4 separate regions of the Mus musculus genome follow, and regions 1, 2 and 3 are each linked to region 4. A link is a loop called in an ENCODE intact Hi-C map of the cell type or tissue named here. Cell type or tissue: left cerebral cortex. All regions are shown on one strand.

Evidence for each region. Peaks named below come from ENCODE experiments on the same cell type or tissue, not always from the same donor. Only the 100,000 strongest peaks of a DNase experiment are listed, where the experiment ranks them.
Region 1: a loop joins it to region 4, with 6 times the contacts of the local background. A loop is called at or near these places in 5 of 42 quality-filtered maps.
Region 2: it touches region 4 in a loop (12-fold over the local background); 2 of 42 quality-filtered maps call a loop at or near these places.
Region 3: a loop joins it to region 4, with 5 times the contacts of the local background. A loop is called at or near these places in 2 of 42 quality-filtered maps.

The regions. Positions count from the first base shown.
Region 1 is chr15:93,686,579-93,691,578 of GRCm38, forward strand. All of the region lies in intron 1 of Gm41387 (a long non-coding RNA gene), which reads left to right. Among named protein-coding and RNA genes, the nearest start is that of Gm30339, 17 kb to the right of the region's middle. In left cerebral cortex, no CTCF peak of the experiment used is centred here; DNase peaks (open chromatin) are centred at 2,998, 3,676, 4,281 and 4,757; H3K27ac peaks cover 1,407 bases.
Region 2 is chr15:93,843,265-93,848,264 of GRCm38, forward strand. No RefSeq gene overlaps it. Among named protein-coding and RNA genes, the nearest start is that of 9430014N10Rik, 81 kb to the right of the region's middle. In left cerebral cortex, no CTCF peak of the experiment used is centred here; DNase peaks (open chromatin) are centred at 2,785 and 3,729; H3K27ac peaks cover 2,311 bases.
Region 3 is chr15:93,850,382-93,855,381 of GRCm38, forward strand. No RefSeq gene overlaps it. Among named protein-coding and RNA genes, the nearest start is that of 9430014N10Rik, 74 kb to the right of the region's middle. In left cerebral cortex, no CTCF peak of the experiment used is centred here; DNase peaks (open chromatin) are centred at 1,929 and 3,073; H3K27ac peaks cover 2,064 bases.
Region 4 is chr15:93,607,860-93,612,859 of GRCm38, forward strand. Gm41385 (a long non-coding RNA gene) reads left to right here and starts at 3,853. Exons shown (of 5, transcript XR_001781750.1): 1 at 3,853-4,503. In left cerebral cortex, no CTCF peak of the experiment used is centred here; DNase peaks (open chromatin) are centred at 2,668 and 3,177; H3K27ac peaks cover 1,050 bases.

The DNA.
Region 1 (5,000 bases), 79 kb after region 4:
CTATTTTTAGAACCGAGGCTCCCTGGGGCCAGGAGGTTGTGGAGATTCGCCCCTGCTTCTTTCTGGCACTTCTCTGTAGGAGATTTCCACACTCCGTGTCGTGTCCCCCCCACCCCCCAGTGGCTTCTATTTGCTAAAGGACAACTTTTAGCTCCAGTGTCTCAGTGGGAGCCTCCCGGGAAAGCACTGTAGGGGGGCTGTTGCAGCAACAGGAATAAACTCCACTGGGAAAATAAGTGATGGCTTTATCTCTCTCAATGAAGCATTTGGCAGAAGTGGTTTTTATTCTCTCCTTTATGTCTCCCGTATCCCACACACACAGTGATGGGGACAGAGAATGCTCTCTCTCTCTGGTGTTCCAGCCTGAATTTTTTTCTAATCTGTGGATGCCTCTGTTTCTTTGCTCACAGGGTCAATCAGTACAACCTCTGCACTGCTCACATTTGATAGGTTATTTTTCTGCTGGAGAAATGAGACAGTTCAAGCCAGAGTAGATTATATTAAAGATAGGTTTATTGGGAAGTTGCTCTCCAGTGGGTGAGTTTGCTGGCCACAAGGAAGGAGGCCAAGGAATTTGCCATGGGGAGGGAGATGGGGGGGTGGTGAGGGGAAGAAAGAGAGAAAGGAGAAAGGGCACATGTGCAGACAAAGAAAAGAAGAAAAAGAGGGAGACCAGTGTCTGGGTTATATAGGGAAGAGCCTTTGGGGAAAGGACAGCCCAACCCCAGGGCTGGGAAGTTCAAAGTTGGGGGCAGGGTATGCCAGATAGAGACTGAGGGATGCTGGGAGAACTTGGAAGCCATGCCTGCTTTGATATGAAAAATACACACCTCAATCCCTTGTCCTGGTCCAAACCAAACACACATCTTCCCACAACTGCAGTTTACCTTCTGTGAGGGTCCCTTGGCCACTGTTTGGGGGGGGGGGGTAGATGTTTTCTGTCGGGGAGTCAGTGTCCTCTCCATATCACAGAGTATTTACAAAGTAGTGGAAAAGTGGTCCACAGATAGGTTCCTTTGATGTTTCATAGGGAGCCAGTGCTATGGAATAGTTTCTTCAGGAGGTACAGATACCACTCTGCTATATCTTCTAGAACATCCCGAAGGTCCATGATACCACAAGCCCCTTTCTAATTATTACCTCCAGTCATTTTTTTTCTGGGAAATGTAGACCTCAGTTATTTAAGGAGAAGTGTTTGCTCCCTTGGGATTTTAACCCGTTCTGTTTGATTCATTCTATGATCTCCCAGTTGAAAATGATTTTCTTGGGTGGATAAATAAGAAGTCTCATATTAGTGATAAGAAAATGATCAAAAAATGTGCCGGTTGTGGTTGGGGTCAGACGTGTGCTAGTAGATCCTCCATTGGACAAGGTAGAGATTACCTCTATCCTTGAAGTAAGCTCTCTTGGGGGCCTATTAGTTTTATGTTAGATTTCAAAGGAGAGGGACCACCCTCCTCCACTGGCACGGAGAAGGCCTCCATCCATGGCCAAGAGAGTCAGGTAGAATTCCACAGGGTCCTATTAATGGCAGCCTGACCTTAATACTGGGGAGTTGTGTCTGCTGCCCTGGGTTCAGCAGGGCTACCTCCCTCACACCATTCACCAAATGAAGATCAGGATGAGGCCAACTTTATGGGCAGACTCTAATTCCCTGGTGCCTTCTTTCAAAGTATTTCCCTGGCCTTTTTGAATTTAAGGACAACTGGAACATTCTCTTCAGTCAATCTCCTCTTCCTTCCTTGACCTCAGGAAGACTTACTTCTTTCTGCCCACCCCCAGCCCTCTCAAAGGATCACTGGTTTTCCTCTATCCAGCTCAAACTAGAGGCGAGATTATGCCGGTCTCTCATAGTACCTGCTCTCTGCCAGCCTCCCCATGGTCTCTGTCCATTGTACCTCTCACTATCTCTCTCACTGTTAGAATCATCATTAAGTCTAGTCTGTGTATGTCTTCCCTTGCTCTTCTCTTCTCCCTGCCCATTGCTCTGCTGTTGACTGAGCATGCCTAAGGGTGGCCTCTGGACCACTCTTGTTCTCAGCTGGAATCCACAACCACTGATGCCCACTGGGTCCAGTTTTGTCTTTCCCCTCTCCTCCCCTCTTAACTGCGTGCGCCTTTTGATCTTCCTGGGGGACGATTGTCTCCTTTTTTCCTTCGCTAAATGCTTACCTTCACTCTCATAAGTAGTCTGGGCTGAACCTTTGCACTTCCTGGAGGAAATGACCATAATCTGAGAAGTGCGGTGCTGCCCATATGTGCCTGGTCCACGTGCTGGGCCTTTGGCGACTACAGTCATGACTCAGGCATGCCACTTCATGGACATTGTGGAGGCACGTCCCCTATCAGCCAACGATGCTAAACTACTGGATTATTCCTATTTGAACCTAGTTACCATTTTTTTCTTCTCAACACAGTCTCCAAAGACCCTTCTCCTTCTTCAGTTACTGCTTTTTTTGGCTTCCTTCCTCAGAATACCTCTTGAACATGCCATCTGTAGTCAAAGTCTTCGTTTTTAAGTCAGCTCCCACATCCCCACCCCACCAAGGCTCTAAGGTGGCTCACATCCAAAGTCCAGTGACTGAGTAATCAATTGTTTTTATTTCTGCCCCAGGTTACTCTCTGGCTTCCTCTTCTACTACCTTACCTCACGTTGGGCTGCCCCAGGACCATTGCACTTGCTGTTCCTAGGCTGCAAATGCTCACGCGGGTACTTCATTAAAGTCCGCATCCACACGTGTCCAGGAAGCCTTCCATAGCAGCCCATCTTGCTCTATACTTGTCTTCTCCGTCTCCTTTCTTTCCCCAGGATTACTTATCACCACATCTAACTCACAGGATTGTTTGTTTCTATCTCCTCATGCCAGGAGAGTTTAAGTTCTGTGAGAGCAGGGATGTTCACTTGTCTGCATCACTGATTTTCGCTCCCGCATGTCCCAAGTGCGGAGCTCCCAGGAAGTGGTTAGTGCTTCTTTGTGGAGTGAGGAGCAATTGGCCAGCACTACTATGTTTTCTAAAGTGTAGTAGCTCATTTTAGAAGAGCGCTGGCTCAAAGCTCTCTGCCTGTATCAAAAGACATGAGTTCCTACTGTGTAGGGTGGTGAGGATTAGGTGAGATAATGTGTTCTGTAGATAATGTATTGTACATCTGTACAATGTAGACTAGACATGTAGGAAAGAGATACAGAATTCAAATACACTATCTACTTTCATCCTTGTTGCTGTCTTCTGGGTGATATCATACCTCTGCTGATGTCATACCTCTGCTGACGTCATATCTCCGCTGATGTCATGCCTCCATTGATGTCATACTTCTGCTGATGTCATACTTCTGCTGATGTCATACTATATTCTTATTTTCCCATTATACCTCCATCCCGGATTGGCATCACAACTCGAACTCATTGGAGTCCATCCCAGCCCTGCCTGCCTGTTATTAGCTTCACGATTTATTTATTTAATCTTTCTGAGCCTCAGCTGCTAACACTAGACGAGGCAGCGACACTTTGTTGGCTGAGTCACGGTGAAGAGTAAAGGCTGTGTTGAAAGGATCTAGGATCCTGCCTTGACACAGAGTAAGAGCTCTGTAGGTCACAGCCCTTGGCCTTGCATAGGGTGCAGATGTGGGTGGCAGAGGCAAGCTCCCAGGCAAGGAGAGTCAGAGTCTGCGGCAGCGTTCACATTCGGATTCTAAAATTGGATCCCCATCAGCAAGCAGGCTGTGCAATCACAGCTCCTAACCCACGCCTTCCTTCTTCTTCTCACCCAGATCTCTCCGTAGTGTTTTTTTTTTTTTTTTTTAAGCAGAGACTGTAATTTTTAGCGATTCTTGAGATGGTTTCTTTTTATAGTTTCTGTCTTTCATGGGCTCTTTCCCTCTGATTTTGAAACATCCTGTCTGGAATCTAGAAGAGTCCATGGGTCCATTTTCATCCTGTTTTCCTTTACCTTGAAGCTCTCTGCCTGGGTTTCGGTCACCTTTGCGTCAGCAGCCAGGCTCGTCTTGTTGGTTAGGTCACACTCAGTTTATTTGCTTCTCCCATTGCTTTAGGGCATCCAAGGAGGACACACACACACACACACACACACACACACACACACACACACACACACTGGGGGGAGGGTGATAGAAAACTATATGAAGACGTCTAACTGATCTGTTTTGACCTATTGTTCCCTCAAGCCAGATGCAGCCAGCATCTACCTCACAGGGCCTGTTCAGTACCACCTACTTTCCCCTCATACATTCTTCAGTATTGCTGCCCATACTCATGGGCTGTCTCAGTTTTAGATCTAGCCCTGTGAATGGAAGAAGCCTTCCCGGGACAGAAGGGAGAGTTAAACCCCACCCCAAACACATGAGCTCATCGATTCAGCATCGTGCAGAACAGAGAGTGGAAGCTTGCCAGCGTCTCACATTGACCAGGAAAACTCTCAATATCAGCATCACTTACTTCCTTTAAAAAAAAATGTACTTAATGTCTTTTGAAGGCTGTCCTAGAAAACTGCCGAGCAAGGAAGATCTGACACCTCAGTGTTATGGAAATATATAAAATAAAATATAAATGACTGGAGGAAAAAAGTTCATATAATTTTAAAAATGATTTTTTTGGGTGGGGTAAGTAAAAGTGTTTCGGTAGGGTGACCACATAATTCTTGGAGCTGGCAAGGGGCTTTCCACCTGTGGAATATGACATTCTTTGTTGCACAGCTCACAACCCACTTTTGGAAGGAAGTGAATCGGAGGATGGCTAATTAGCTTGAATCTATTTCAATGGATGAGAGACAGAGCTCTTCTTCAGCATCTTGGATCCACTGAGCAGTGTTCCACCTCCCACAGAAACAGAGACCGGAAGAACCAACAGCTCCTCTTGCAAGGAAGTCAGAGCTCGCGAGACCCGGCCCTGAAATGTTTGTAATGACGTAATTCTGAAGTAGCCATCTCAAGTTTATGTTTTCAATACTCTTGAAAACAAGCCAAAAATGTGGACATGGGCTCT
Region 2 (5,000 bases), 240 kb after region 4:
CTTCAGTAAAGGCAATGTAACAGTGAGAGTGACCAGTGATGGTACCTTGGATGGCATGGCACTGTAGAAAATAGAGGGGAAAAAGTGCTCTCAACATATTGAATGCAAAGGTGAAGATGAAAGTATGGATGTTGTCAAGAGTGACTTGTGTGAGGCATTGGCATTTAATGAGACATGAAATATTGTAACAAAACAAAACAAACCCAAAACATCTTTGGTTGGGGTATCAGATGGGAAGAACAGGACCACAGATTCTCTAGGTGTCCAAACAGAGATGACATCATAGAGCTCAGGGAGGGGTCTTGGCTAGGCACATGCCTTGGGGGCGTCATGTGTGTGCAGGTGAGGCACACGGTGGTATGGCCCAACCTAGAGACGTGAGAAGACAAGACATTGTGAGAGCTAAATAATGAGTGATTTTCAAAGAAGGACTAGGCTCAGACACAGGCATGCTGGGAAACAAAAATCTAGTGCTGGTGGAGGTGGGGACACTTTTCAGAGAATTATGGTTGAATAGATTATAGAGCAGTCATGAATCAATGAGTTGGGCTATTTTTTTTTTGTAGCAAATAACACTTTAAAATGGGGATTATGGGGGCTGGTGAGATGGCTCAGCAGGTAAGAGCACCCGACTGCTCTTCCGAAGGTCCTGAGTTCAATTCCCAGCAACCACATGGTGGCTCACAACCATCCTCAATGAGATCTGGCTCCCTCTTCTGATGTGTCTGAGGACAGCTACAGTGTACTTACATATAATAAATAAATAAATCTTTAAAAAAAATGGGGATTATGGAGATTATGATTGCTCCCACAAGCCACTGAAACACAGCACCCCTGAACTGGGCTGGACACTGGCCATGGAAGAGCCACATGAGTGAGCGCCCTGCCTCCTGATTCCTTCTACCCTTTGCTATAGTCAGCTCTCTGTTTCTTAGGGACTCATCATAGACCAGGTGGATGGAAGAAAGGATAATCTGGCATAATAGACTTTCTTGCTAGCTTGCTCTTTCCTGTGAGCTCCACAGTGTAGGGCTAGCCTAGTCTAATTCAATCACAGACCCTGGTAAAGAAACTTCTTTTCTTTTCTTTTTTTATGTTTTACACTTCGACCCAAGCCATGCGCTCGTCATCAGCTTTCCACAACCAATTGTGCCTCGGTTCATTGTATTGGTCTTACTCCTTAACTCCACACATGTCTTATGCTTAACTGCAGGGCTTTTGACCCCATGCATTCTGCAGTGTCACTGTGCATTGTATGATTGTGGTTACTGACCAAAAGCCAGACAACCAGCCAGTCAGAATATATCAAGAAAGCTTGGGGGAATAAAAAAAAAAAACAGCTAAAGAGAAATTACTGTGTGGAAGATAAAAGTCAAATATGTTATGATTTGATTTGGCTAAGATAATGTGGTATTAAATTATCTGGTCATCCATATTTATAGCCATAAAATCATTTTTGTGGTGGTTAAATCTAGAAAGAAATCTGTAATAAATAGACATTTTAAACAAAATCAGCTGCCTTATAATTTTTATTGGCTTCAATGTGAGGATAACATAAGTACTATTTTGTTTCAATAATAACACAGTTATTAAAGCAAAAACAGGCAAACATTATTATAGTTTTCCTAATTGTATAATTGGCATTCTGCAAGCCAGTTTCCTCTCTGATGGTTAAAGAGGAACTGTCTATTTTTTAGCAGTTCAGTGTTGTCGCTTGGATGTTAATAAAGCCATATTTTTATCATTAAAGTTTCATTATCCTTCAATTTTAACACATTTTAATCTGCATTGTTATTACCTATTTATGGAAGGCATGGATTTGACCCTAGAAGGAAAACACACAAAATTTCTTATTCTTAGAGTGAATTTTCAGTAAGCATTTACTTTCATGTACAAAACAGTTGGTCAACATTCCTTGTAGGTCAGAAAGACCCTGGAAAACACAACATGTTCCTCGTCTAATGATTGGGCACTTCTCCCTCTTTTCCTTGACTTGATTTAAAATCCCCACTTGGAGGTCCCTTGTTTTGAATTTGGAGAAATCTGTGATATTCTCAGGCCATTTGTAGTCAAGGAGGTGGGATGAGTCCTTTATTTAAAGTAGCATTCCTGTGATTTATTTTTTCATTTTGTTAAGAGGGCAGGGGCGAGAGGGATGCACAGTTCCGCTATGAAGAGTACAAGCTGTTCTTGTAGAGGCCCCAAGTGAGGCTGCCAATACCCATGCTGGGTGGTTCAAAACCATCCAGCTCCCAGGGATCTAATGAGCTCTTCTGGCCTCTGGGACACCCACACTCATGTGCACATACCTACATGTAGACATACACATACACGCACGATTAAAAATTGAAAAATAAGTCTTTAGAAAGAAAAAGGACTGTAGCCTTCTTTCTCTTTGGAACTTGTCACGTTGGCATCAGGAGCTCTGGCTCTGTGACCTGGGAGAGAGACATTTTTAAATGTTTGGGTCTCAGTTCTCGCTCTCCGGAGTCCCACATTTATGGGGCTGTTCTTCGGGCCGTTCCCTCTGTGTGAGCTAGCAATTCTGATTGAGCTTACTTTGGTGTTATTTATGAGGGTGCTGAGGAGCAGATGACAGATGAATCGGCAGCAAAATAGTGAAGTCAGAGAGAGTGTGTGGGACGAGGTGAGGGCGGCTCAGCGGGGCTGGCAGCCTGGCTCTTGTCCCTCCCTCTGCTTCTGATAACTTTCTCCATGATACACTCTGGATGATCTCACACTAAGGAAAACCTGAGGGTGGGTTGAGCAGGAAAGGGGTGCGTTTTACTGGCAGAGAGTGCCAAGCAGAGTCCAAGTCTCATTAGCTATGATGGTTAAAATGATGGAACATTGGGTAGGAGGAGTTAAGACAGGCAACAGTGGTCGCTGATTCAGTTCTGCTGCAAGATCAGTTAAGGCAAGCAGGAAAGAAAGGAAACACTTAGATTTAGATTTAGTTGTCTCATTTATATGGTCAACATATGTCACGCCCCTAGAACATATGCCTGTCTTTAAAAAGTTGCTTAAAGAATATTTTTCTCTTCTAAATTTGTATCCTAACTACTCTCTCTCTCTCTCTCTCTGTGTGTGTGTGTGTGTGTGTGTTTGCATAGCCTTCATGAGATCACCCAGGATCATGTGATCGCCTAAAAGCCAACTGATATCTTAGGCTCATCTCCTGGACCACTGTAGTCTTTGCTGCTTGTACATTGTGGTGTTTGCCTTTATTTTATGACGCTTCAACATGAGAAGTCCTTTGAGGATATAACTTATACATAGAAGTTGTCACACTTTGCAATAACAAAAACTATTGGTGCAGAGCGGGAAGGGCGTGTGCTGGCAGCGGGGTGTAGGAAGACGCCTGCTTAACCTTAGCTGCTCGAAGTTTGATGGGAACTCAGGTGAGAAAATGTATGCAGTGTCAACAGTAAACAATACCAACAGTGAACAAACACCCTCACCAGTATGGCGGAGGGGACTATAAAGAACCTACAGAGGATGTCTGTAAACACAGAAGAATGAGAAAGAATGGTCACAAAGCACTCTCCCTTTCGACTACTGACCACAAGACTTCCTCATCCCTACCTAGATAAAGCATCTCCAGGCTGAGAAGTGTTAAATTAGAGTCCCAGTTTCCTTTTCTGTAAGGAAATGATGTCTCTCTGGTCTACACAAATGACTTTGCATTTTCAGCAAAGGAAGGAAGTAGTTCCAGCCCTCCCTCCTCCTGCCTACGAGCCTTACACTCTAAGCTGGGAGAAAGAAAGTCTGAGTGCATCTCCAGGAGCCATCTCCACAGTCTGTGTTCTAGGACTGTCTTTCTACATCTCTGCTGGTGATGCCCCACACATCTGTGAGATACGAAAGGTGTCTTTGCTTTGCTTCTTTATTGAGAGATGGGGTTTGCATCTGTACCTGCTTCCTTTTCGTCAGGCAAGGCCCTGGGACTATTCTATCAATAGAATATGACCAACTCAAGTCTCAGAGACTTCCACTTCCTGTCTTTGGGAATGCTAGCTTTGGAGGAAACTGGCTGCCATGGAATAGGTCAGGCTATCCCAAGGCTGCCATGACTGGAAGAAACCCAAGACACCCAGAGAAACCTTGGACAAAACTGTATCCTCCTTCCTCAGTGAATTGTTTGCCAAGTGTTCTGTCACAGTGACTAGGAACTAATGTCATCAATACCCTTACTTTATCTCTTTGGTCCTTGCTTTTCTCTGTTCTATTCTCCCCATGTATCATCTTCTCTCCCAAGGTTTTAGAGTTTATCAATCATCCGATGAGAGAAGGTATGGTAGAGCCCATCACATCAGAGGCCAGGGAGCAGAAAAGATGAAGACACCTGCTTCTTCTTTTTGCCCTTCATTTTTTCGGGTTCATAGCCTGAGGGATGACGTTTCCCACATTCAGTGTGGGTCTCCTCCTTTCAGCTAATCCACTTCGGTGACTTTTTTTGTTTGTTTGGTTTGGTTTTTTGAGACAGGGTTTCTCTGTGTAGCCCTGGCTGTCCTGGAACTCACTCTGTAGACCAGGCTGGCCTCAAACTCAGAAATCCACCTGCCTCTGCCTCCTGAGTGCTGGGATTAAAGACGTGTACCACCATGCCTGGCTGACATTTTTCACAGAAATACCTTGTAGTGGTTTGAATATTTATGGCCTAGGGAGTGACACTATTAGGAGGTGTGGTCTTGTTGGAGTAGGTGTGGCCTTGTTGGAGGAAGTGTGTCACTGTGGGGTTGGGCTTTGAGACCCTCCTCCTAATCACATGGGAGACAGTTTTCTTCTAGTGGCCTTCAGATGAAGATGTAGAACTCTCAGCTCCTCCTGCACTATGCTTGCCTGAATGCTGCCATGTTCTTGCCATGATGATAATGGACTGAACCTCTGAACCTGTAAGCCAGCTCCAATTAAATGTTTTCCTTATAAGACTTGGCTTGGTCATAATGTCTATTCACAGCAGTAAAACCCTGACTAAGACATACCTATGGAGATATGTT
Region 3 (5,000 bases), 240 kb after region 4:
TGGGCTTTCTGATGTGTAGAAACCCTTTGCTGGCCCTCTGAGGGTCTGCACACTCCAGAGTGACATGCTGGCATAGTCCCTGGGCTGAGAAATATTCTGAAGCTGAAGGGGAAAATATGGCCCATCCGCTGCTCGTGTTACATTTCGTTCTGTGCATGTCTGTCATTTTCCTTGGAACATTCAGCAGAATTAGGTCAGTTATGGTTTCAGTTAGCGGCACAGCCTTTATGTTGTACACAAGTCATATGATGTTTTTAATTATCTCTGCCTTTTAACATCGATCTGAAACCAAATCCTTAACTATGCATGGCTTAGAGGTGTCTCTCTCTCCCCACTCCTGTTTGTTTTGACTTCTTTCTGGGATTAAAAAAAATGAAACTTAATCGTGCAATGGTGAGACACAATTGTACTTTTCGGCCTTTGTTAAGTAGTTTGAAAGTCCCGAGTTAAGAGGGAAGACATGGATAATTACTAGCTATATAGTTGTAAATGGAAATTCTCAGGGTAATTAATCCGGGGATCCACTGCTTTTCGTTTGAGAGTTAGATTGATGCTTATCTTTGAACTTCAGAAACACACAGAGGAGCACTCAGAAAGCTTGACGCTCTGCCTTAGGCCAAGAGCTGTAGATTTCTGCCTTTTGAGCCGTGTTCAGTTTCCAAGAGGAGAGAGGAAATTGGAAAGAACTTCCTGGGGCCCCTGCATGGCTGGCAGCGGGTCGAGGACCTGGGAACTCTATCGTGGGTGAGGGATGACCCAGGCTAGCTTTTGTTGTTGTTTTTGCTTGTTTCTGAATAAGTGCTATGAGGGAATGCCATCATGGAAGCAGATTTTAAGAACCTATCAAAGCAGGGACGATCCTTCTCTGCCTGTTTCCACATTCTAACCATTCAGGAGAAAGATGTCAAGACTTCAGCTCGGTGATCAGACAGGAGACTTTCAGCCTCACTCCCTGTGATCTATAGATGGGGACTTGGCTTTGGTTTTTATTAAGAGTAGCGGTATGGAAGGTTCTTGGAAGTCTCAGGGCTGAGAAGAGCTTCATGGAAAGGAAATAGCCAAGTTTTCTTGGAACGTACTAATTTTTTTTTTCGTTTCTTCACCATCACATTTCTTGAACACTTATTAGGTGCTAGAGCTATCGTAAACTGTGGAGTGTAGGCAAGAAAAGAAATTATAGAAAATAGTTCTTGTTTCTAAGGAACTATAATTTGGTTAAGGAGGTAGGTGCAGGAACAACATTATTACATAGACTAGTGGAGATACATGACAGTGGATTGAATCACCTCCAACAGTCTATGTCTAACAGGACTACCTAAGCCCGCTTAAGCCTGTGAAGGCAGACATGTTTAGAAGTAAGACTTTTACAAAAGTAACTAAGGTAAATATCCCCCTGATGAGCTCACCCTGAATTCAGGGTAAGCCTTAAACTACCAGTTGAATCCTTTTAGAAGAAAAAGAAGGGAAATTTGAGACACAGGGCACAGAGAAAGAAGGCTATGTGAGCATGGGGTCAGAGATTGTGGCTGTACCCCAAACCAAAGCATATTAAAGTTATTCGTATTATTTATCAGTATTCATTGGTTTGGGGGAATAGAATAATAATAAAAGCTAGGATTAACCAAGTATGGCTGCAGGCACATGTAATCCCAGAATTGAGCGGTCTACGGCAGGAAGACTTCAAGTTAGATGCTCACGCTGCACAGTGAGATGGTCTCAAACTGGGAAGAGGGCAAACCATGCAAAGAAACTGGAAACCATCAAGGAGAAAGTCAAGGGCCTATTGAAAAAGCTGAGCATACTGGCCCCTTGATTTTTGACAACTGCCATTTCTATCTCGGACCACACAAGGTTCTGTTGTTTTAAGCCAACTAGGTTGTTAATTGTCTGTGCGTAGAGCTCTGCATAGGATGGAGCCAAAACAGCTTGTCTGGGGGAGGCTCGGAGTGGGATTGGAGAAGGCACCCTTGAAGGAGAATCTTAATGAGCATGATGCAGCTACAGTGGCTGCAAAGGGCACCACAGGTAAAACCGAATAGCAGAACTACAGTGGAGAAAACTTTCCCTGAAACCTTACTTATGTGTGGATGTGTTCTTTTGGGGGGAAAGAGGGACAAGGCTACAATGACTTGTGTAGTCCTGTGAGCCCTGGTATAGATCATTCTCTGTTTAATACCATGGAGCAAAGTGGTTAAGAGCCACTTTTGGGCCATAGGATTCCAGCAAAAACGTCAACACTGGATGGCAAGAAAGAAGAGGAGTTTGAGTTTTCAAGGTTAACTTTGGAGGGGAGTTTTGAGAAGAGGAGTTGCGGTTGCCTCTGTGAGTGTCACATCATTGTGGGCAGAATCAACAGCAGTTGTGAATGTCGAAAATAGTGAAGGATTCCAGCCTCTAGACCTAGGGACCACAGTGAATCCCACGGCTCTGAGGATGGAAAAGTGAGGTGTGTTGAAGAAACATCCCCAATAGAGACCTGACAGCAATGAGGATGCTGTCTTCTGGGCTTGTATGGTAGACAGATGAGGTTGACTTTGATGAACGATTCTCAACCTGTGGGTTTTGACTCCTCTGGGTCAAATGACACTTTCACAGGGGTCACCTAAGACCTTTGGGAAAAAAAAACTAAATATTTACATTACGATTCATAACTGTAGCAAAAATCACAGTTATAAAGTAGCCACAAAAATAATTTTATGGTTGGGGGGGTCACCACAATCTGAAGAACTGTATTAAAGGGCCACAGTGTCAGGAAGGTTGAGGACAGTGGCCGAGGTAAGGAAATCTGTGGAGTCCAGTCCTGACTTTGGCTTTTGACATACTCAGATTGACTGACTGTAGAAGATCCAGCAAGAGATGCCTGGCTTCTCATAGAAGACAAGAGTCTTAGGCAGTATCTCCCACTGTAGATCTGGTAGTGTTGCAAGGCATTGTGTAACTCAGGAGAACTGTCCAGGCTGTGTAACATTGGCGAAGAACAAAGTTTTGCAGGAACTCTCCATTATGGGATTAAGAAGAGCAGAGTCAGTGAAGCCGGAGAGACTGACTGTGTGGGAGGGGAGTGGAAAATGAGAGCTGTCCTGAAAACTAAGAAAGAGCCTGTTAATTCCTGTGGCTGCTATAATAAATCACCATAAACTTGGAGGCTTAAAATAGCACAAATGTATTCTCTCGGAGCACTGGATGTACAAATCCTACATTAAGCTTTCAGCAGAACAACATTACCTTCTAGAGCTGAGGAAGAACCCTTCCTTGTCTTACCCAGCTTCTGATGGCTCCGTGGTTCCCTGGATCATGATTGCTCTCTCATCTCTGCCTCCTTCTTTGTATACCGTTCCCTTTGTATCTTGGATGTAAGAACTCTCAGACCCAGGTCAAGAGGGATACATGTTTTCCTTATAAGGATAGAGGTCACTAGGCTCAGGAACTAGACTAAATCTCAGATGGCTTCACTCTGACCTTGGTAGTCACACCTGCAAAAGTTCTAACATTTCTAAGTACCAGAGGTTAAGATACCAGGGAAATAGCTGGATGTAAAACTGCATTTGTCAATCAAAATAGAAATTATAGATGACTGATCAGGGAATTTTCAGATAGTGCCTGCTGGCAACCAGGAATTCAGGCAATACATGGAAAATTATTATCTTTTTCAATCTCTCTCTCTCTCTCTCTCTCTCTCTCTCTCTCTCTCTCTCTCTCTCTCTCTCTCTCTCTCTCTCTCTCTCTGGCTTAGAACTTGGGAGGCTTAAGGAAATGAATGTGGCTTAGTGTTCCAGTAGTAGGCAACTCCAGAGCACTGACAGTTAAATTAACTAGTCTACAAAGGACCTAGCCAAGATCAGAAAGGTTAATTTGTTCAAGATTCTACAATTGCAGTTTGGCCTAGAAGACATTTCCAGTTTTTAGAACTCTGGCCTTGTGTGTGTGTGTTTGTATGCATATGTTTAGTTCAAAACATAAAAAAAGGATAACACTTGTTGAAGATCCCATAGCTTCTGAAAGGCCTACAGGAGTTACTGATTACATTTTGCTCTGTATATCGGGAATAATCATCCTTGTTTCCCTAAGTTTGGGAAGTTTGCTGGGATGTGGGATTTTTGTGATGAAACTGAGAATTCACTGGAGAAACTGGTTGCTACAATTAGGGGTAGAGTTGTTACTTAAAATGAGCAAAATTTGAGGCCTGGGAACATTTACTGCAAGTCAGGGACAGCACATGGCCATCTATAAGCCAAAGCTAGTAGAGGGGCAGAGGACAGAATTGCTATCTTAGTCACTGTTGTACTGTTGCAAAGAGACACCATGACTACAGCAACTCTTATAAAAGAAGACAGTGAATTGGGGGCTTGTTTACAATTTCAGAGGTTCAGTCCATTATTATCATGGTAGGAAGCATGGGGGCATGCAGGCAGAGATGGTGTTGGAGAATTAGCTCAAATCTAAAGCTCACCTCCAGAGACAACTCCACTGTCCTTCTAATCATTTCAAAGAGATGGAATTACTGGTGACTAATTATTCAAATATGGTGGCATTCTAATTCAAACTACCACCAATGGGGATATGGATGTAGGGAGTAAGAACCACCTCTCCTTTCTTTCAAACCTCCAATTTTCTGGCTTAGTGAGAAGACACGGGATCTTGAGTGCATCATCCATTGTTGCTGTTCTCCAGGACACAGACACAGAAAACATCAGAGGCATCCAATATGTGTCTGGCTTTGGACTGAGTGCTTTAAAGTTGTCACTTCCTTTAAGCTTTAGATCCATCTCTGTTTCTGTGCCTCACTTTCTCCCTTGCTCCATCTCTCCATCCCTCAGTATCTCCCTCTCTCTTTCCCTCTTTTGAGATTGAACCTAGAGTCCTGAATATGGAGCCAAGCAAGCCCTTGCTACTGAGTTGCACCTCTAGCTTCTTTGTTACTTTTGCTCTGAGACAGCCTTACTAAGTTGCCTACATCATCCTTGAAGTCTCTTTGTAGGACAGTGCCTTGCCTGTGTAGG
Region 4 (5,000 bases):
GTAATATATACTAATTATATCTCCATCTTCCATGTCCTCTTAGGGGTGCTGGAATTACAGAAGAAGGACCCCCACATCCAACTTTTTACTTATGTTTCAGGGATTGAACTTGGGATGTCTGGCTTGTTCAGCAATCAGTTTTACCTATTGTGAGCCTCCTCCTGGGCCCTTATCATAAGAATCTTAGAGAAATATTTAAAAAGCACAAAAAAACTGTCCTTTGAATTTTCACAAAATGATCATACCGGACAAATGAAATTTGCTCTTCACTTAAGATGAAGACATTTCTTCTCTCATTTAATGTTAATTATTTTTTTGTAATAAACTTGCATGGCGATAAATACTGTTTATCTAATTCTTGATGCTTCTCCACTATTTTCTCAGAGTATTTTTGTAAAAAGATTTTGGGTTCTGGAGCTGTTTTTCCCAGGGAAGGAGACGTGACTGAGTCCTGACTGTATTCAATATAGCTCTGGGTGTCAAAACCCCAAGGCAGGAGGTACAGCGGCACATTGCTCGTCTGAGTTCATGAAATTCAAATGTGCTCTTTATCTAAGAACTCCTTTCCTTTAGTCGTTCATTCATTTATCAAATGCTTTTGGATGGCCTATGTTTTAGGGTTTTACTTCTGTGAGCAGACACCATGACCAAGGCAACTCTTATAAGGACAACATTTAATTGGGGCTGGCTTTCAGGTTCAGAGGTTCAGTCCATTATCATCAAGGTGGGAGTGTGGCAGCATCCAGGCAGGCATGGTGCAGGAGGAGCTGAGAATTCTACATCTTTATCTGAAGGCTGCTAGCAGAATACTGACTTCCAGGCAGCTAGGACAAGGGTATTAAAGCCCATACCCACAGTGACACACCTACTTCAACAAGGCCACACCTCCTAATAGTGCCACTCCCTAGGCTAAGCATATACAAACCATCACAGCCTCCTAGGTCCCCAGTGCTGTAGTTGGTGCTGGGGATTCAGTAACTCTCAATGAAGACTCTTCAAGTATTTGGCAATTGCAGTAGAGCAACAATAGTGCTGTATTCTGTAGCTGCCGGACTTAATATGGTAACAAGTAGTCTTAGTTAGGATTTTACTGCTGTGAACAGACACCATGACTAAGGCAACTCTTATAAGGACATTTTCTTGAGGTTGGCTTACAGATTCAGAGGTTCAGTCCATAATCATCAAGGAGGAAGCATGGCAGCATCCAGGCAGGCATGGTGCAGGAGGAGTTGAGAGTTCTACATCTTCATCTGAAGGTCACTAGGAGAAGACGGTCTTCCATGTGGTTAGGACAGAGGGTCTCAAAGTCCACCCCCACAGTGACACACTTCCTCCAACAAGGCCCTACCTACTCCAATAAGGCTAATACCTACTCCAACAAGGTTATATTTCCTAATAATGTTACTTCTTGGGCAAAGCATGCTCAAACCACCATGCAAGTATCTGCTCTCTTATCACATTTTCTTCCTTTAATTCCACCAGCCACTCAGAAATGAGAAGTCACTTAGCTATACAGCAACTGCTGTACATGGAGGCCTCCGCCTCCTTCGTTCTCTGCTTTGCTGCCATTATTCAATTCCTCCATGCAGAAACTCAAACGAGGTGTTTAGCTTAGAGGTAAACCAATTCAGTCTCCCTTTGGCCTCAGTACTCCTCTCCAAGAGGAGGGGCCACCCAGGAATCGCTTTCAGCCTTTCCCTGTGAGGGTGTCATGACCTTTAACCCTGTTTACACTCACATACATTCACACCTTTCCCTCCACACTGCAGGCTCCACAGGGAAGGGATATATTGGCTGGCCTTGGTTCAATGGCTCCATGTCGATGGGGGGAGGGGAGGTAACTCGGAAGACTTTTCTTGAGTAAAGATATTTGATCATTTGTTTATGTAAGTAGCATTAGTTATCAGACCATCACCAAATTGCACTTTTAAAATTAGTGCCATAAATATTATCGATCGATGTGAATAAAATTGCTAGGTAACTGCCGATCTTTTTTTTTTTTTTTTTTTTTTTTTACTGAGTGCAATTTGATTTTTTTTTGTTTTCTTTTAGATTAAAACCAACCACATAATGAATTCACTGATAGGTATATGGCACAATCTTAAGCTATGCCATTACATAAGATTTGGGATTGTGAATCTTAGCAGTTACTCTACCTTCCACCTCTACAGTGCTGGAGACCTGAACGAACCCCCAAAAGTGTTGATAAATTAATGAGAGACTGACGGAAGGAAGGACGGATGATTCTTAAAGAGCACTCTTAAATTTCATGGCCATAAACTCTACCAAGGAGGGTGAGGATGACAACCGCTAAGAGCCCCAAGGTTTGGAGATAAATGGTCTTCCGGAAAATTCTTTGGCAAGAATTCCAGTCAACTCGCAAAGCTCATCTCCCTCCACGGGGAGTGTCCACAGTGAATGTGTTTTGCATTACCGAATGATCTCGCTTGTCATTTGTATGCTTCTGCTTTGGCGTCGAAGTCCGTTACTCCACGCACATCAGGCATTCAGTGAGCTCAGGCTTGCTCCGTTCCCACAATCCCTCTCTCTTCTCTCCTGTTGTCTGTGAGTGGAGGCCGGAGGCGGAGAAGAGAGCGGGGATTGTGTTGCTATTGCCCTGTTTCCGTGGAGGACGAGTGTTCTGGGACAGATGGGGAGAAAGTGACACATCCGTGTTCCAGAGTCCCGGGAGTGGGCTGTGGTGTATGTGGGAGACCTGGCAAACTAGTTCGGAGCTAAATCCAAACGTTGCTTGCTGGCTGCTGACTTTTTGTTCGGGGGCTCTAATTTTAGACATGAATATTCGAGGATGGGACTATGTTTCATGTATGTTAAACGCATGCTCAGAGCCTTTATGTTGGTGCCTAGAGACACCCTGGGGCCTCTCATTCTTCAAAACAGCGTTCTACTCCGGTTTCACGGCTTTCCAGCTGAGCTATGGCCCTTGGGCCCAAGGCTGGGATGCTCTCCCAGCCCTGCTAATACGGGCTTCCTGCTTTGAGCGGTTCATCATGCTCGGTTCACTTCTGCAACGACGCTTCATTTTCTCAACATACCGTTTATATTTAGGAGACACGGTGGCTGTGGTGATATGTAACAGACACACAGGAACTTTACAACACCCAGGGCGCTGGACTCCGAGTCTGGGAGATGTTAAGGAGAGGATCTGTCTTTCCCCTGAGAGCCTGGTTTTAAACCGTTCCTTGCTTTAGGCAGAGAAGGAACAACAGCCAAAGAAGCAGATTGCGGTGACGCTCATTCCAACGATGACACAGGCTTTGCCCGCAGCCCGGTCAGCCAAGCCTCCTCTTCCCACAACCCGACCCAACCCCCCAGAATGTTTGTGACGACAATGATCAGAGAGCGAGAGCTTAAGAGGACTTACTTTAAGAGCTGTAACTCAGCAGGGTCAGCTTCCAAAACAGGTAGAAAGAGCCGTTTCCAAGGCCACTACACCTGCCCTGGGCCTTTTTTAAAAAATCAGGCCTGTATTCTGCATATTCAATTATTCAGGCTTTGTCTCTCACAAATAACCTTAAACAATTTTTTACATAAATTAAAATAAATATATAATAATCATCAATAAAAGAATTTATTATTCCTTAAGTATTTTCTTATCTTCTATATTTTTCTCCCTATTCCCCTCCATACAACGCTTTTTCTTCTCTTGTGTCAAATGTATTCCTCTACTATTCTTCTCTTGTTCAGATTCTCTCTCTTTTCAGACCCTTACCTGATGTTCATCTCCCCCTTTAAACATCCATGTTGTTCTCCCTCTCCCCCTCCCCCTCCTCCCTCCCTGCTTCCCTCTCGGCTAACATGGCGCTGGTATTTTGCTTGTGATCTCACCCACTCCCACTTAGTTTCTGGTTCAGTCACAGAGGAGTCACTATTATCCTGTCTTCCAGTGGGTCACCAGCTACTCATTACCCAGAATGCTTTGCTCATCATGGTTGGCTCCCAGCAGCTTAGAAGGAATAGGATCCAACACTTCCTGTATGTTAAGGATATGCATCTGGGCCCATTAGAATTCTCTCCTTGGGTTTGGAAGTGTGGATTCTGTATCTCTTTAAAAAACGTAATATTTGATCTTGGGGACCCTGGGCAGCCGTTTTATACTCATGAACGGAGAGAGCGGCACCGCGCTAAGAAGGAGGTGGGAGAGTTGTAATGAGCGTCTGGCGCTCTCTTCTCCCCTTCTAGCCCTCTGCTCCTGCACTTGGGCTTTGGGATAAAGTCATCCATCTGCCCCTCTTTGTGACCAGAGCGAGTGAGTGGCTTTTTAATGGAAAGACGACTTCAAGCATCTCTGTATCCAGACGCGGCTGCAAAAAGCAGGGCAAAGCAACAGACAAAAGGACAGAGGTGTATACAAACGGTTGGGAAACTGGACCGTTCCTTTGTTCCTTTCTGGGAAGTTTACAGCAAGCAGAGCCCTGAGCGGAGACTAACCAATGATGAGCATGATATGGCCACGGCCGGAAACGCCAGGAGCGCATCTATGTGAGTTTTGAGACGGGGTTTCTTGCACTCCAGGTCTAGCCTTGGATTTGCTATTGCAGCTAAGGCTGACCTTCTGTTTCTGATCCTCCTGCTTGCTAATGCCAACTGCTGTGACCTCAGGTGCTTTCACTGTGCCCTAGAATCAGCTTTTAAGAGGTGATGAGTCACACTTGGAAGTTTCACCTAGAGCCTGGTCCTCTCCGGCAGATGAAACCTGGAATCAGATCCTTTCCCAGGACGCGAACTCTTGGTGGGAGCCAGAGATCATTTATCTCTGAAATACGACTCAGGGTGTTTTGAAGTGTGTATATCACCATTGTTTTGCATCGCAAAGACGGAAGGGAGGACTTTGAAAGTTGTTTCGAAAATCAGCATTTCCTTTCCCTCTTCTGACACAGATAATTTATATGCCACTTGTGGTGTGACTTACTCAGACACCATTATGTTTCAAACACAAATATTCTTGTATTTTCATTATTACAAAATAACTTGCTGCT